2 separate regions of the Homo sapiens genome follow, and region 2 is linked to region 1. The links are chromatin contacts, found by Hi-C or POLR2A ChIA-PET in ENCODE. All regions are on one chromosome and are shown on one strand. Each heading gives the region's core, a stretch centred on a gene start or an enhancer-like site at or near the end of the contact. The rest is flanking DNA. Distances are from core to core; before and after follow the strand shown. Region 1 overlaps TFDP2 (transcription factor Dp-2). Region 2 has its middle 31 kb from the start of ZBTB38.

Region 1 (2,569 bases), core at 32-2,531:
GATCTTCTAGGGAAAGTATGTAGGAAAGACTGACATATAAGATTTATTCATTTAGAAATATGACCATAGAGCTATAAATACACTTAATATTATGGTCATTTCAAGGATCCTTTGGAAAGATTCTGGTTAGGTGATCCATTTGGGTGAATCCTGAAAGTTCTCTATGTTCTGGCAGCTGCAGAAACATTCAGGCTTTTCCTTCCGTGTATGTGATATGTAGGAATGTGCGTGTCAGATTTTCTGTCCTTATCTTTGCACAATGGGATGCCTGATCTCCATTTAGAACCAAATAGAAAGAGGAAGGTTCCAGAGGTCACTTTAACCATTATACTTTGGAGATATTATGAACTTTTTTATCTTCTCTTTGTCACCCATCCCAATTATAGTGATGTTGAGGTCATTCAGTTAAAAAGTTTTGTAATAGTGATTAACTTTGTATTTAATCTTAGTGACTTTTGGCGAACATGGTTCAGTACAAATGCATCAAAATAAAACATAACAGTGGTGTAATGTGCATGTGCAGGTAGGTAATACTAGTTAGTAAATAAAGTGAAAACTATTTTTTTTTTTTTGAGACAGGGTGTTGCTTTGTCACCCAGATGGGAGTGCAGTGGCATGAACACAGCTCACTGCAGCTTCGACTTCCTGGGTTCAGGAGATCCTCTTGCCTCAGCCTCCCATATAGCTGGGACCATAAGTGTGTGTCACTACACCTGGGTAATTTTATTATTTTTTTGTAGAGATGAGGCCTTACTATGTTGCCCAGGCTGGTCTTGAATTCCTGGACTCAAGCAATCCTCCTGCCTCAGCCTCCCAAAGTGCTGGAACTGTAGGCATGAGTCATCACACCTAGCCTGAAAACTTTTTTTTTTTTTTTAAAGAAAAAGGTATATGAGTATATTTAAACATAAAAATGAAGGAAGTCAGAGTAACTGCAAAGTTTGTTTTTATTTCATTTACATAGGTGATGCTGTTGACCTACAGAGCCTGAGTTACTTTCTTCTTTCTTTCTTTTCCCCCCCGAGACGGAGTCTTGCTCTGTTGCCCAGGCTGGAGTGCAATGGCACCATCTCGGCTCACCGCAACCTCCACTTCCCGAGTGCAAGCAATTCTCCTGCCTCAGCCACCCAAGCAGCTGGGATTATAGGCACACACCACCACTCCTGGCTAATTTTTTATATTTTTAGTAGAGGCAGGGTTTCACCATGTTGGTCAGGCTAGTCTTGAACTCCTGACCTCCTTATCCACCCACCTTGGCCTCCCAAAGTGCTGGGATTACAGACGTGAGCCACCGTCCCTGGCCCAAGAGTTATTTTTGAAATACAGGTGATAGATATCCCCTGAGTCATCCATATCCTTTCTCCCTAGTCTACTTTGTTTTCAGTGGCATATATTGCTTTCTAGATGGCTGGCTAAAATTAGAAATACAGTCTTAAGGTTGTGAAATCATTTCTCTTTGCAAAACAAATTGCCCCTTCTAGAATTGACCTGTGACTTGACCTCTTCAGTACTGTATTTGAAGCTAATTGATAGTCTTTTACAGTAGTTATTAACAGATAGTTAAAAGGTAGTACAGGAAGGAAGGAAATGCTCTGACACTACTTTCTTTTTCTGACTCAGCTTATTCTTTTGTGGAACTGTTAATCATGAATGAAACAAAACCATGGGGAACTGACATATGAAGAGGCAGATCAGTGGAGCAGAATAGAAAATCAATAAATTGACCCAAATAAGTAAACTCAAGGTTGCATTTCATATCAGCATGGAGTGGATTATTCATTAAAAGTGGCTAACTCAGGGGGAAAACCTTGGATCTGTCACTTCTTATATCAGATAACTTCCAGGTGGGTCAAGGATTTATAATTTAAAATGAAGGCTTTAAAATTGTATAAGAAGATGTTGGGGGGGGTGTTTAATATAATCTTAGTATACATTCTAACTGCTGATAATTAATTTATAAGAACAGCATATCCAACTGGAAATATAAAACCTATACGATAAGTAAAATGCAGCATGTTTAAAGTGCATGTATAAAGTACACTTCCAGGGAGCAAAGGTAAATTTAGGAAAACCCTGGCAATTAGTCTCACTTCCTTCATTTTTATATTTAAACACACACAGGCCTTTTTAAGTTTGACACAAAAGTCATTAAAAAGTTACAAAATTGACTACATTCTTAAAAATGTGCAAATAGGCCGGGCGCAGTGGCTCACGCCTGTAATCCCAGCACTTTGGGAGGCTGAGGCGGGCGGGTTACCTGAGGTCAGGAGTTCAAGATCAGCCTGGGCAACACGGTGAAACCCCGTCTCTACTAAAAATACAAAATTAGTTGGGCATGGTGACACATGCCTGTAATCCCAGCTACTCAGGAGGCTGAGGCAGGAGAATCCATTGAACCTGGGAGGCGGAGGATGCGGTGAGCCGAGATCGTGCCATTGCAGTCCAGCCTGGGCAACAAGAGTAAATCTCCGTCTCACCAAAACAAAAAAAAAAAAAAAAAAAATGTGCGAAGAATAATATATAAAAGCAAACACTGTTCAATTGGGGGAAATATTTGCAGCAAGTATAA
Region 2 (2,569 bases), core at 34-2,533, 680 kb after region 1:
TTTTTCGGTTCAGGGGGTACAATGTGCAGATTTGTTACATAGGCAAATTGCATGTCACAGGGGTTTGGCGTGTAGATTATTTCATCACCCAAGTAACAAGCATAGTACCTGATAGGAAGTTTTTTGACCCTCACCCTTCTCCTACCCTCCACTGTCAAGTAGACCCTGTTGTCTATTGTTCTCCTCTTTGTGTCCATGTGTACTCAATGTTTAGCTCCCACTTCTAAGTGAGAAAATGCAGCATTTGTTTTTCTGTTCCTGCATGAATTCGCTTAGGATAATGGCCTCCAGCTCTATCCATGTTACTGCAGAGGGCATGATCTCATTCTTTTTATGGCTGCATAGTATTCCATGGTGTCTATGTACCACATTTTCTTTATCCGGTCCACCACTGGTGGGCATTTAGGTTGATTCATGTCTTTGCTATTGTGAATGGTGCTGCGATAAACATGCATCCATGTGTCTTTACAGCAGAACGATTTATATTCCTTTGGGTATTTTTTTTGAGTATAGTAATAGGATTGCTGGGTGGAGTGGCAGTTCTGTTTTAAGTTCTCTGGGAAATCACCAAACTGCTTTCCACAGCAGATGAACTAGTTTACACTCCCACCAGCAGTGTATAAGTGTTCCCTTTTCTCTGCAACCTCACCAGCATCTGTTATTTTTAGACTTTTTAATAATAGCCAGTCTGATGGTGCAAGGTGGTATCTCACTGTGGTTATTTGCATTTATCTAATGATTGGTGATGTTGAACATTTTTTCATATGCTTGTTGGCTTTGTTTACTACCTTGTTTACTGATGTATTCTTAGTGCTGGGTACCATTTCCAGCACATGATAGACATTCAATGAATATTGTTGAATAAATAAATAAATTAGTGATAATTATTATCTGAGAGTAAGCCCTGGGTTTGTGTCACTTACTAACTGATTTGCCTTAGACAAATTATGTAATCTCCGCAAGTCTCAGTTTTCTTCCCTGCAAAAATGAGCTAGTAATACCTCCTGCAAAGGACTGTTGTGAGGACTTGAGATAAGGGATGAAGGTGCCTCATATTAAGTGCTCAATTCATAGACCTGTAATTACCCATAAAAGTAAACATCCTCCTTTACACACTTGGTTGAAGGACAAAGGGGATCATCAAACCTGCTTCCTTAGAACCACAATTTATCAACTAAAAATGCCATGCCAGAAGCTAAAAAAGGAAATGAATCCATTTCAGTGCAGTAGGCTCAGAGATCTGTGTTTACACAATGCCAGAATACCCAGGCTTAGAGATACTATGTTCAAATTCAAGTCAGGCCACTGCTTTGTTCTGTGGACTGCGGCAGGGTTGGAGGGGATGATTCAAAATGACCTCAGCTTTTGTCTAATTTGGTCCTGTGACCAGACCACAGGCAACGCCTCATCCAGGGAATTGATTTCCTTTGCAGCTCTTTGCTAAGAGGCCCATCAACATGATAAAATGCTGTGCAGTCATTACATATTACTCGGCTGTAGGATGAGGCATTTCTACGTGTTTGGACATGGAAAGACCTTCAACAGGTATTGTGGAGTAAAAAATTCAAGTTGCAGATGAAATACACAGCACAAACACACACCAACAACACTCCGTTATACTTGTATGCAGGTTCCTACATCTGTATATAAACATAAAGCAAAGGGTCTTGAAGGTAGAAACCATGTCAGTTACTCTCACTTCCTCAGAGAAGCGGGGAGTGACTAGAACTGGAAGTGGGCGTCAAAGGAGACTTCAGCTTTATCTATAGGATTTGTTTGCAAAGAGAATGTGTTATGTACGTAATTAGAAACTATTTTTTTAAAGCTGCTCAAGCAAGATGATGCTAACACACCCCATTTGAAGTAAAATGAAGGAATTTACTTTTCCCTGCCTAGTGATTCTCAAATGGGCAGTCTCACCCATCAGAAGGTGTTTGGAAATGCCTGGGGGCATTTTCTGGATGTCACAAATTCTCCTGGGGGCTACTGGCATTTAGTTCCCCAGGGACGGGGGATGCTAAATGTCCTACCATGTGGGAAAATCCCACACCACATAATAGTATCTCTGCCCAGAGGCCGACCGTGGCCCTAGTGAGAAACCGCACAACACAAAAATTTGTGTTTGTTGTACAAGTAAATTCATCTATTACTGCCAGGTGTGGTAGCTCACACCTGTAATCCCAGCACTTTGGGAGGCTGAGGTGGAAGGATTGCTTGAGGCCAGGAGTTCAAGACCACCCTGGCCAACACAGTGAGACTCCATCTCTATAATAAATAAATGAATTAATTAAAAAAAGGAAAACTGTATATTTAAAAAAATCTATTACATACATGTAAGAGGTGTTTTTCTGTCTTTGGTTTGAACTACTGAGATGCCCAACACATGTTCTGTCTCTCTATATAAAATAGTAAATTTTATCACTGATGGTCAAGAGAAGCAAATAGAAAACCATGCCAGTTGCTCTTGGTGGGAAGCCTGGGTTTTAATGGAGCTATTGGCATGGGTTTGACATCTCCCATTTAGAGTATGTGAATATTTCTGAGAATAAAGCTCATCCAGGCACCAGCC

What was found. Hi-C counts contacts between places; a loop is a spot of excess contacts on that map. ChIA-PET counts read pairs that join two places held with the same protein, here RNA polymerase II (POLR2A). Pooled maps may share reads with other maps.
Region 2: a loop to region 1 is called in a pooled map, with 4 times the contacts of the local background. The contact joins two enhancer-like sites. A Hi-C loop is called at or near these places in 2 of 37 single-sample maps with no recorded cell type and 3 of 50 pooled maps. POLR2A ChIA-PET finds 5 or more read pairs at or near these places in 1 of 52 experiments (activated naive CD4-positive, alpha-beta T cell).

The regions. Positions count from the first base shown.
Region 1 is chr3:142,018,988-142,021,556 of GRCh38, reverse strand. All of the region lies in intron 3 of TFDP2 (transcription factor Dp-2), which reads left to right. Among named protein-coding and RNA genes, the nearest start is that of TFDP2, 130 kb to the left of the region's middle. Within about 2 kb of position 1,281, at least 3 of the 41 ENCODE cell types and tissues checked have a DNase peak (open chromatin) inside an H3K27ac peak, as active enhancers do.
Region 2 is chr3:141,336,230-141,338,798 of GRCh38, reverse strand. It overlaps a transcript of ZBTB38 not described here. Among named protein-coding and RNA genes, the nearest start is that of ZBTB38, 31 kb to the left of the region's middle. RefSeq lists an enhancer at 1,389-1,468. Within about 2 kb of position 1,283, at least 4 of the 41 ENCODE cell types and tissues checked have a DNase peak (open chromatin) inside an H3K27ac peak, as active enhancers do.